Regions from separate parts of the Homo sapiens genome. Here region 1 is linked to region 2. A link is an interaction called in ENCODE POLR2A ChIA-PET data of the cell type or tissue named here. Cell type or tissue: MCF 10A. All regions are shown on one strand. Each heading gives the region's core, and the rest is flanking DNA. Links, peaks and the distances in the headings are about the cores only. Region 1 overlaps PLXNA2 (plexin A2). Region 2 overlaps PLXNA2 (plexin A2).

Evidence for each region. ChIA-PET counts read pairs that join two places held together with the same protein. Peaks named below come from ENCODE experiments on the same cell type or tissue, not always from the same donor. Only the 100,000 strongest peaks of a DNase experiment are listed, where the experiment ranks them.
Region 1: POLR2A ChIA-PET joins it to region 2 with 5 read pairs; 3 of 35 experiments call an interaction of 5 or more read pairs at or near these places.

The regions. Positions count from the first base shown.
Region 1 is chr1:208,217,399-208,222,773 of GRCh38, forward strand. It overlaps PLXNA2 (plexin A2), which reads right to left. Exons shown (of 32, transcript NM_025179.4): 2 at 1-604. The coding sequence starts at 524. All of the region lies in intron 3 of LOC105372884 (a long non-coding RNA gene), which reads left to right. Among named protein-coding and RNA genes, the nearest start is that of PLXNA2, 24 kb to the right of the region's middle. RefSeq lists an enhancer at 2,266-2,560. In MCF 10A, for the core only: no CTCF peak of the experiment used is centred there; DNase peaks (open chromatin) are centred at 2,133, 2,443 and 3,713.
Region 2 is chr1:208,018,950-208,024,324 of GRCh38, forward strand. It overlaps PLXNA2 (plexin A2), which reads right to left. Exons shown (of 32, transcript NM_025179.4): 32 at 3,293-5,375. Among named protein-coding and RNA genes, the nearest start is that of LINC02767, 63 kb to the left of the region's middle. In MCF 10A, for the core only: a CTCF peak has its summit at 3,021; a DNase peak (open chromatin) is centred at 3,062.

The sequences.
Region 1 (5,375 bases), core at 249-5,248, 200 kb after region 2:
GAGCGCACAATCACCCCGTACATGGTGCCCGTCTTGTTGACACTGGACAGGTAGTGCTCCTTCTTGTGGGATGGCTCCACCAGGATGAAGAGGTCATCCAGCCGCAGCAGCTTGCAGACCCCCTGGTAGAGGCTCCCACAGGCCAGCAGGCGGTTCTCAGAGTAGTCAATGATGAGCAGCTTGTTGACATTGTTGGTGAGGGTGAGCACTTCGCTGCAGGGCTGCACGATGAGGGGCGGGTAACAAGACTTGTTGTCCTCTTCTGGCCCTGTCTTATGAGCCACCTGGATGGTCAGGTTGCCTGTCAGCTTATAGACCCGGTTGATGGCCCCCACATAGACGGCCCCCGTCCCTTGGTGGACGGTCAAGTGGTTGAAGGTCCAGTCACGATTCTCAGAGTGGAAGGTGCTGAACTGAGGCATGCCGGCTGCTGGGGGGGCCAGCAGCACCCAGACCACTGAGAGCAGGACCACAGAGCGGCTGTCCACCTCCAGGGCCCGGGGCCAGGGCCGCCTCTGTTCCATGCTGAGAGGGGCGGCGGTGAGGAGACGGCTCCTGTGTGTGCTCATCTGCTCCACCTTCCCCGGTTGGCCCTCACATGATTCTGCAAAACACAAGGCAGAGTGGTCAGACCAAAAATAATTTCCGGGAGGAGCAAAGAGGCTGGCCTGACCCAGGGTCCCCATCCTGGTTTAGCTCTGTGAGTCTCCTCCTTCTGCATTTTGGTTTTTCTATTTTTAACATACTTTCTCCCTCTTAGGAATGTTCAGGGAATCCTGTTATCTATTTTGGTCTCTAGCCTTTATGCTATAAAATACTTGCTTTTTTTAAAATTTTATTTTACAAAGCATCTCTATTTCTGGCCCCTTAAGCCATCGTTTTCATCTCCCAGAGAGGTTAAAAGGCTGTTGAAGTTCACCCAGCCAGTCAATTTGATATTAGGACTAAACCCAGTCTTCCCTATCCTACCGGCACGTCTTATCCCAGCCCAGTGGAAGTCGCTCCTGTTTTTTGAAAGCTTGTTAGGCAGGCCCTCCCCCAGGCTCTCCAGGTCAACTGCTCCCAGAGTCTGATATTGCACACAAAATTCCTTCCTATTTTAGACTTCCATCACCTCACTCCGCTGCATCTCTTCACTTTCTCATGCTCTGTTATCCACAGAGAGGCAAGGAGCTGGTCACCCTGAGTGAGAGTGCCCTGCTCTGCCCTCAGCCCTTTCTTCTCCAGCAAGAAGAACCCCTGATCACTAGCTGTTAGAACAGCTGTTAGAACTTGTTAGGAAAGGGAAAAATGTTGTAGCCAACAAGACTGGGATTCCCACATGTGCCATTCCGGAGCCGGAAAAGCCCTCGGGAGACAGGCAGATCTCTTGAGATTCCCCCATCCTTCTCAAGGTGGACGCCCAGCTGCTGCCAGGTAGCCAGGTCCTCGGGAAATTGCTTCAACCTCTGCCTCTCTGCAGGCAGAGCACATGGGAAGCCAGGACACACAGAGAACCAGTCTCCTTGCTAGGGGTTACTGGCTGGCTGAGTCCAGCTTCAGCCACCTGGGGCAGGGGTACCAGATTTGGGAGAATGTGGGGAGCAGCAAAGGGTGGTGAGGTGAGATTCAGTCTCATTTCAGGCACTGCTGGGGCCTCCTGACTGTTTCAGCATCCATGAAATCACCAGCGGGCCTCAGTGGGCCATGCTCGAAGCCCAGTCTCTAGCCCTGACTCCTTTACTCTTCCCCCTGCCTCCTGACTCCCAGGCTTTAAGGCTCCTCCACTTCCAGAGCCTTGGTGCTTATTCTTCCCTGTTCCAAGGAAGCTGCCCAGAGGGGCAAGGTGGGGCTCCTGAGGACAGCCTGTAGCCAGGGGCAGTCTGGGCCAGGGGCAGGAAGTCAGAGAGCAGAGCCTGGAGGTCAGAGAGCAGGACCTGGAGGTCAGAGAGCAGGGCCTGTTCCATCACTATCATGGTACTGTCCTGACTTATGGAGAGGGACAGTGGGAAGTGACTGCGGCACCAGGAGAAGGCAGCGAGCTGTCCGGCAGAGAAAGCTTTTCTCAGCTGGAAGATCATCCAGCAACCTTCTCAGGCAAGTCCAGACAGAACTCTGGGCACATAAGGTGGCAGGGATGGAAACACCCGAAGGATGGAGAGTTTGCTCCAAGGCAGCTTAGGAGAGGCCTTTCTCCCTCAACTCCCCATTCTGGCTGGATTGGGTTATAATTAGAACAGACACCACTTAGAGAATCCCCTAGAGTTTCTTTAGGAACGACCCTTCCTCTTGTTCAGTTCTGCATCCTCGGCCTGGCAGCCACCGTGGTGCCACAGTAGGTCCCACCTAACTCCCTCCTCCAACCCGACTCCCCCAGGGTGTTCGGGGTGACTCATGAGGCCCTGGGCTTCCTTGGAAAGAGGAAGGCAACACCGGCATGAGACTCAGGCTGACCTCAGCTACTCCGACACAGCCCTTCCGGCCCCAGGCGCACACCGGCAAAGCCTCCCAACAGACAGGGCTTTCAGTTTGGAAACCAGAGGTTATTTTTAGCTATGTCCTGAGGCCGGTAGCAGGACGTGAATTCCTGAAGAGGAGCTGTGGAAAGGAAATAACAGAATCCTTAAATTCTCCAGCTGGATGGGGAATTGCAAGAGGCCATTCTCTGCCCCTGTCGCTGGGAAGAAAATCTCCTTGGGTTCCAGGTGGAGAGTGGTTCCTCCTTGAGGAGCCGCGAGGGGAGGAAGGGGGTTCTGGTAGCAGAGATAACATGGAAGGACTTAGTATGCGGTTAAGATCAGCCACCTCACCTCCCTGCTTGGTATCCTCCCAAGACACAGTTTGAATAGTGAGTGGCTTTTGTTGTTGTTAGACAGAATCTGGGAACAAATTTGGGATTTGAGGCAAGTCAAGTCTCATGTCCCTTTCTGGTAGAATGGGAATAACTACAGTATGTACCTTTCAAGTTGTCATGACAGTAAATGAGACAATATAGAGACCAACCTCTTAGCATGGTTGCAGGCACACAGTGAGCACTTAACTTATGTTAGTTTTTGTTATTATTATTATTATTGAGACAGAGTCTTGCTCTGTCGCCCAGGCTGGAGTGCAGTGGTATGATCTCAGCTCATTGAGACCTCCGCCTCCCTGGTTCAAGCGATTCTGCTGCCTCAGCCTCCACAGTAGATGGGACTACAGGCACGTGCCACCACACCCGCCTAATTTTTTTTTTTTTTTTGTATTTTTAGTAAAGACAGGGTTTCACCATGTTGGTCACACTGCTCTCAATCTCCTGACCTCGTGATCCACCTGCCTTGGCCTCCCAAAGTGCTGGGATTACAGGCGTGAGCCACTGCACCTGGCCTGTTATTGTCTTTGAAGACTCCACAGGAGATGGCACTTCTGAAATCCTGCCACAGCTCTTGACTTCTCTTTTTGCTTATATTCTTCCTTTCCCACCCACAATGAGATGAACACTGTGGGTGTGCCTTTGATCCCTAGGCCTCCCCGACCCAGTGACAGAGCTCAGTCTGGGAAGCATGTGGCAAGGGGAAAGAAATAGATCCAAGGTGATCTTCTTTGTCATACTACTGCACAAGTCCCAATATAGCCTCTCCGCAGACTGCAGGAAGGCTGGTGGAAACACAGGATCCTGAGAGTTAGACTGAGAATGAGAAACGTCCTGATGTCTAGAAGGCATGAGGTCACAGGGCAGGAAGAAAGGTGGGAGACTCAGGAACCCTGGGTTCACATTCTGCCTGTGTGACTCATGAATTATAGTGTCACTCACTTTAGACCAGTCTGGCATTTCCATGAGCCTATTTCTTGATCTTAAAACAAAAGGTATTTGAATTAGTCAACCTATAAGATTTCCTTTTTCAGATAAAATGCTACCTCGAAGCTTAGTTCCTTCAGTTCCTGGAGTCTGTGATTCCAATAGCAGCTGAGGTTTTTTGCTCCAACCTGGAGAGGCTGATTAGGTCAGGAGCTTTTTTCTTTTTCTGTTTTTTTTTTTTTTTTTTTTTTTTTTCAGGCCAGTAGTTCTAAACAGACCACTCCAGCTGGGCTGTTTTCCTCTCACCCTCATGCAGCATTTGCTTTGGGACAGGCCACTCCTGATAACCAGCCAAGTGAATTCATCTCACAGGACTCAGGGACTGCCCGCCTGGGAGCAGCTGTCATTGGACACTGGAGTCAAGAGGAGGCACAGTCTCCTGCAGTGAGGGGAGGTTTGCACCCCACCTTGGGAGTGTGGCCTTCATGAAGACAGCTGACTTCAAGGGCACGTTGAGAGCCTTCATCTTTCTATGCCAAATTGATGTGACTAAGTGGCTGTTCCAAGCAGAGCCCAGTGGGCAAAGATCAGGACTCCTATCCACATTCTGAGTAAGGGAGGATGGAGCCCACCTTTGTGCCTCTGGTGAGAGGCAGTGCGATATAACAATTAAATGCATGAGCTCTGAACTTAGGTGCCTGGACGCAAATGGAGCCTATAGCTGTGTACACTTGGTCAAGGTACTTAGCCATTCTATGATGTTATCTAACTATCTATATAAAATAGGTTTAGTACTAGTAGCTACGTCATAGGATTATTACAATGAAATCAGTTAATACATATAAAAGCACTTAGAACAGTTCATGGCCATCTTAAGTGTTTAAGATACATTAGCCTTTGTTATTAGCAATTTATTTGTCATTATTTCCAGCTCCTCACCTCCATCCATCCCATCATCTGTCTTAGAATGAATTTCCCATCCTCAGTTTGGTAGACACTGGTAAACAAACATGCATTTGACTTTGCATACCCAGTGTGACTTCCTCCTATCCCCAATTTTCTGCTAGTGTCAACCTCAGGAGTTTTCTCTTAATAATGATGCTTTCTTCTTTCTGTCACATCCCTCTCTGTTTAGTGCATGAAGTCACTTGTCACATGCATTCTCAAGAGCCAAAACTTGCCTAGTCTCTGTTCTACCAGTTTCCCTCTCTCCTACTCCAAGTCTCAAACCAGGTATGCTGCTCCAGGACTCTCGCCTGAACAAGAGAGTCTCCCAGCACATGTAACTCGGAGCGTTCCTGATGCCAAGGAGAGGCCACGCTTGCCTCTTTGGGAAGCAAGTGCCACTAAATATTTTATGTGGAGGGCCCGATGACACCATCTCCCCGATCAGGATTCAGGAGGCAGGTGTTAGTGACAGCTAGTGAAGGCATCTGATACCTTCCTGATCAGCTGCTGCGGGCGTCAGTGGCAAAGCAGGGAAGAAATGACAATCAGGCGTTTCCAGTTCAGCTCAGTAGAGGATTGTCTCCTCCCTGCTACCCTCTCCTATTGCCCTTTTCAGGAGATCTGGGTGCACATGCCTCTACGTTTCCACTTGGCTTTCCCTTATAGCAAAAGG
Region 2 (5,375 bases), core at 195-5,194:
GGAGCTTGCAGTGAGCCGAGATCACGCCACAGCACTCCAGCCTGGGTGACACAGCAAGACTCCATCTCAAAAAAAAAAAAAAAAAAAAGAAGGATGTATGGTTCATTCTCTCTCCTGCTCATTTACCTATTGTAATACTTAGTCCATTACATACATTACCTTATTTAACCCATATAAAAACCTTATTGGATGCATATTATTATCCTCATTTTATTGATTTGAAAATTGATGCACAGAGAGGTTATATAACTTGCCCCAGACCATACAGCTTGAGGATGGAATTCAACCCGAGGCAATCGGAATCCAAAGCTTATGCTCTTAGCAGGGGATACATGAAACCTAGCAATTAGAAAGGAGTAGGGGTGAGGAATCAAGATAAATGAGACAGAGACATAAAGCAAAGCCAGGAATAAGATGAATGCAATTACATGCAGTAGAAATTTCTGTGCATGTGCTTTGGTGGGCTGCTCATTTGGCTGCTGACAGGTGGAAGCCTCCTCTGTCTTTCAGCTCACTTGCTGAGCTGAGATGTTTGGCAGCTCGTGGTGTTGATATGATCAAGCGCAGACAATCAGCAGCACCCATCTCCCTAAATTCTCTTGAGTGTCTTATCATGCAGGTTTTACCCTCAAATTGAGGAAAATAGGTCTCTGAGAATTCTACTGACACAGTTTGGCAAAATTATTTTGCATTTGTGGTAAAAATGAGATAGAAATACCCCTAATAAAAGGGATGAATCTTTTTCTTATAGAATAATGATTTGGTATTGGCATTAGAGTGTAAACCCAGGGAAAGCTGCAACTTCAGGACTTAGCTTTTCCCTCCCTTTGTGTTCCTAATAGTACCTAGTCTAGTGTCATGCTCATAGCAAGTGAGGAAGAGATATCAATTGCATTGAACAAACATGACTATTGGTGAATGAGGAAGAGTGTCTCCATAGGATCTTCTTGTTACAAGAGGAAGGATCCATTTCTGGGGTGGACTTCCAAGTATTCAATGGTTCTAGAGCTAATGAAAGGTAGTGTGGAAAGTGCAGTGGAAAAAGCCTGTGCAATGTGAAGTCTGGAATCAGACCTCTGTGGCTCTACCACTTTGTAACTGTGCAGTCTTAAGTAAGTCCCTTAACCTCTCTGAATCTCAGACTAAAAAATGGAAAACTCTTATCATGTGAGCATGAGAAGCCTACAAGGGAGGATGTTCCAGAGCCTGGCATTTGGTAGGTGGTTCCCAAGTTCCATTCATTCCATCATCTGTTTATTCAGAACATACTCAAGGGGCATCTGCTGTGGGCCAGGGTCTGTGCTCTGTTCTGGGAATACGACAGTGAACAAGACAGACCACCTGGTAGCTTCCATCCTCTTCCTTTGCTTCCTTGCCAGAGGATGGTAGTTTCTGCAGCAGGTATTTAATAATAGGGATACCCTAAGTCCAAGTTGTTGAGGGGACAGATGGCGGTGGGGTGAGGGGAGCAGCAAGAAGATTGGAGAAAACTCAGGGAAGTAAGGATCCTGTACTGAGAAACGTCCTCCTCTGTCCAAATTTCCCTGTATCCCAGCCTCTTGTGAAGCCAGGAGCCCAGTCAGGCAGTGACAGAGGCAAGACTCATCTAACTGCTCTGTCCCACATTGGAGCTCACCAGGGCCATATTGTTGCTTTTACTGAGAAAAGACACATTTTTCACTGCTAGACACTCGAGTGCCTCCAGGGTTCTAGGTTTGCATTTCAGAGAGAAGAGGAGGATGGTTTAAAGTTAGTAAAAAGCTCTGGTGCACTCCCCAGGCCCAAGGGTGCACTCCCCAGGCCTGAGGCCCACTGTGTTGTTGAAAATGACACACTAATTACATGCAGACCTCAGCACTGCACTCTTCTCCTCTCCTCCTGACTCCTCATGGTGTTATGTTTGCATTTTTCTCACCCTCAGGACCAGCTTTTGCATCTCTCCATTCCATCTGGGAAGGGTGTGTGTGTGTACATGTGTGCGGTGTGGATGGGGGACCCACAAACACTGTGAACTCAGAGGCTGCTAAGTCGGGACTAACAATCTTCCCAATTATGATCTCTTTGAAGCTGTAAGCACACACTATGTTTACCAACATGCACTTGTTTACATGTTTTGTTTTACAAGTCCCAGGCCCCATTCTCCCTTGTGTGTTGGCTGTCCATGTTAGACTGGAGGCACTCTGAAGGCAGGGCCTGCACCTCATCCTTCAGGAGGCTCTACTCTTAGTGCCTGGTATAAGGTTGAAGACCCAGAACTCTCCTGGTCCCATTATCATGGAAATAGTGAGCAGCAGTTTGCTTGCATGCTCAGTTGAGATGTCAGATGGATACTTGAGTTATTCTCATCTATTTCTCTTACCAGAGAGAAGAAGTGTCACCCACACATGTTGGAACACCAGAACGTAAAATAGATGAAAGTACAGAGGAGGGGAGGAGGCATGACCTCCTAGGGTTAAGGGACCCCTAAGGATTAGGAGTCCTAAGATCAATTCCCTACCTCTCAGGCTTACTGTGGAATTGTGATGTTTCTGCTGCCTCTGGACTTTGTCTGCCCAGCTACTGTTCTCCCCTAGGCAGGGCCCGCCTTCTTGTCTTACCTGCACTGGATCTAAAAGCACACACTATCTGGCATCTTTCCCTTTATTTACCTTTAATCCTTTAACTGAAAATGACCAAAAAAAAGCAACCATAAAACCCCTTCTCAAGGCATGGTGAAACATTCCTTTTTAAGCAAGCCTATGCTTTTCACTACACTAAAAGGTTGATGAGGACAAGGATCATGTCTTTCTCACTTATTATGTTATCCCCCAGCACTTACCACAGTGCCAGGCCGTGCTTAATACGTTTTGTACAAGCACAAGAATGCACTTTGTATACATGAATGTACAAACACATGAAGAACATGTATTAAGCATGGAGGCAGAGGAGGATCTCATTCTTCTGAGACCTCCCTTCTCTCCTGGGAAGGGGTCCTAACTCATGGAGTACACTAGCTGCCTCCAGTTGGAGGAAAGCTGTATTCTGAGGTCTTGGGGCTAGGGGGCAGTGTTCACCTGCTGGTATAAGCCACGGTATCTCGTGTGTGTGTGTGTGTGTGTGTGTGTGTGTGTGTGTGTGTGTGTGTGTGTGTGTGTGTGTTATGTTGATGATGATGACTGGTACATTAATAAGCTCTGGCTCCAGAGAGAATTCTAAAACTCCCTCAAAACAACTTAGCTCATATTTCCATGAGTACCATTCTTAAATATGCCCTTAAAATGTTATTCTGCATATATGCTGCTGAACAATCGGGTTTATTTAAAGATTTAAGGTTTTTTTAATTCAGTAAACTTTATTTATATATAACAACAGTACAAATTGTGTCCTCAGCTTGCAAAATAGGAGTGTTTCATATTTACAATAGGTACACAATAATATATTAGAATAACAAAAAACCCCACTTTATTGGAACATTTTAAATACTTAATTTTCTTACAGTTTTTATTCCACAACACCTGTAAAAACAACAAAACCAGACAACCATCATTGTATTTTCTTAAAAATATATATAATACAGATTCCAGTGTGTCAAGAGGAGTGGGTTTGAGCAGGAAAAGTTGTGGGGAAAGGCAGGTGGGCTCCGGCCCCTAGTCTCATGGGATAGAGAGCTTGTCCCTTCTGCCCTTACACACGCAAGAATATCTGTTCTGTTTGGGGGGAGTATTTCCATTCTGCCTGCCACCTTCCATGCCAAGATGAAGGCCAAATAAGTCAAAGTGAGGACTTTGAAATGCAGAAGATGTTTCCTACCTTCCTTGAGGCCAGGGTAGGAGGGAGCAGGCTGCACTGCAGCAGAAAGAAGACAGCTCAGGCTGAAGGGAGAGCTTCTCTGCTGTGAGAAGAATGAGATGTGGGTGTCCACGAGAGGCTGAGGAATCTCCAGTTTGCTTATTGGGTGGAGGCCCTGTATGCCAAGCAGTGGCTGTGATCGTGTCTCAGGACTTTCCCTAGCACTAGTTAGAAAATACCAAGAGTGAAACTTTATCCCTCATTCATGGGGATCACTGAGCTCCAGATACTAAAACGTCACACTTCAGGGAAACTAGGGAAGAGAGACTGAGTTATGGAAAGGATGCTACCATTTTTCTCAAAGCATGTTCCTGAGACAAGGCGTCGGAAGGCCCTGAAGTTCATCTCCCAAGTTCCCCGTCGATCTGCTCCCACAGCCCTGTGTCTGTGAAGCCACTTTGCATTTTCTCACCCACTGAGCCTCCTGAGTCTCAATTCTTTTCTCTCTGTGCCCAGGCCCCAGGAGTCTCATGCAAGACACAGCGTGGCTGGGAAAAAAAGACGGCCTCTCCTGGAGCAGCTGCTGGATCAGTATTTACCAGGAGCAGGTTAATGGGGGCAGGCGTGGCAACCGGGATGCACCTGGAGATTTATCAGCCAGAAGCTTTCAAATGCTCCCTATTTGTTCTGCCCAGGCCATTCTTCGTCCAGCACTCATCCATTGCTTCTGTTTCACGCTCAGCAGGGCCAGGGGTCTTGACTGCTATTTCCTGTCCTCATTTGGTGGAACTGAAGGAAGGTCAGAAGCTCAAGCAGCAGGTGAAGTGCAGCCAGAAGAGATGGTGGCAGTAGAAACAAGAGCAGCTCTCATCGCTGGGGGAATGGCCCCAGAATAAGGTAAGGCAGCTGGGTTGGTCTGCTTTCTTCCTTTGCTGGACCACTTTTCCTACAAAACTGGTACCCTGTGCCACTAGGGGAGGAGAACTGTTGCCTGCTAAGTTGGTGGCAGGAACCAGCTTCCTGAAGGATATAAATTCGCTGGAAGAAAGACCTTGGTTTTGTTCCGTGCTGTTTTCCCATCTCTAGAGCAGTGGCTGGCAGACAGTGGCTACTCAAGAAGGTTCCCAGATGAATGAATGCAGGAAACAGTTCCCTCCTCCAATGAGATTAACAGCTGATCCATGCTTTTAATGACTGAACTCTGTAAAGAGGGGAACCCTCTGCCAATGGGGGATCAAAATGGTTTTGAGAGCCCTGCTGTGGAGAGAGGTAGGACAGCAAGCACAGAAGCACCTGACCCCATGCAGAGGACGGGAGGCAGCAGCAGGGGCCAGCTGGAGGGAGTGCTCTCCATTGCCCATTAGCATCCTCTGTCTTGCCAAGCACCCTTCTGGGGTCCTCTTCCTTTTCCAGAGCATTGTCTCTTGTGCAGATCAATGAAACGAAGCGAAGCTGGATAGACTTTGGAGAGAGACTTCCCTCTCTGCCTCCCCCAAGATGAATGGCTTCTTGTGGAGAGGAGCTGTGGCTTTAACACTTCATCCTTACCCAAGGTCAAAATATCCTCAAATTGGATAACAGGGAGAAGAGAGGCCAACCAACTCCCT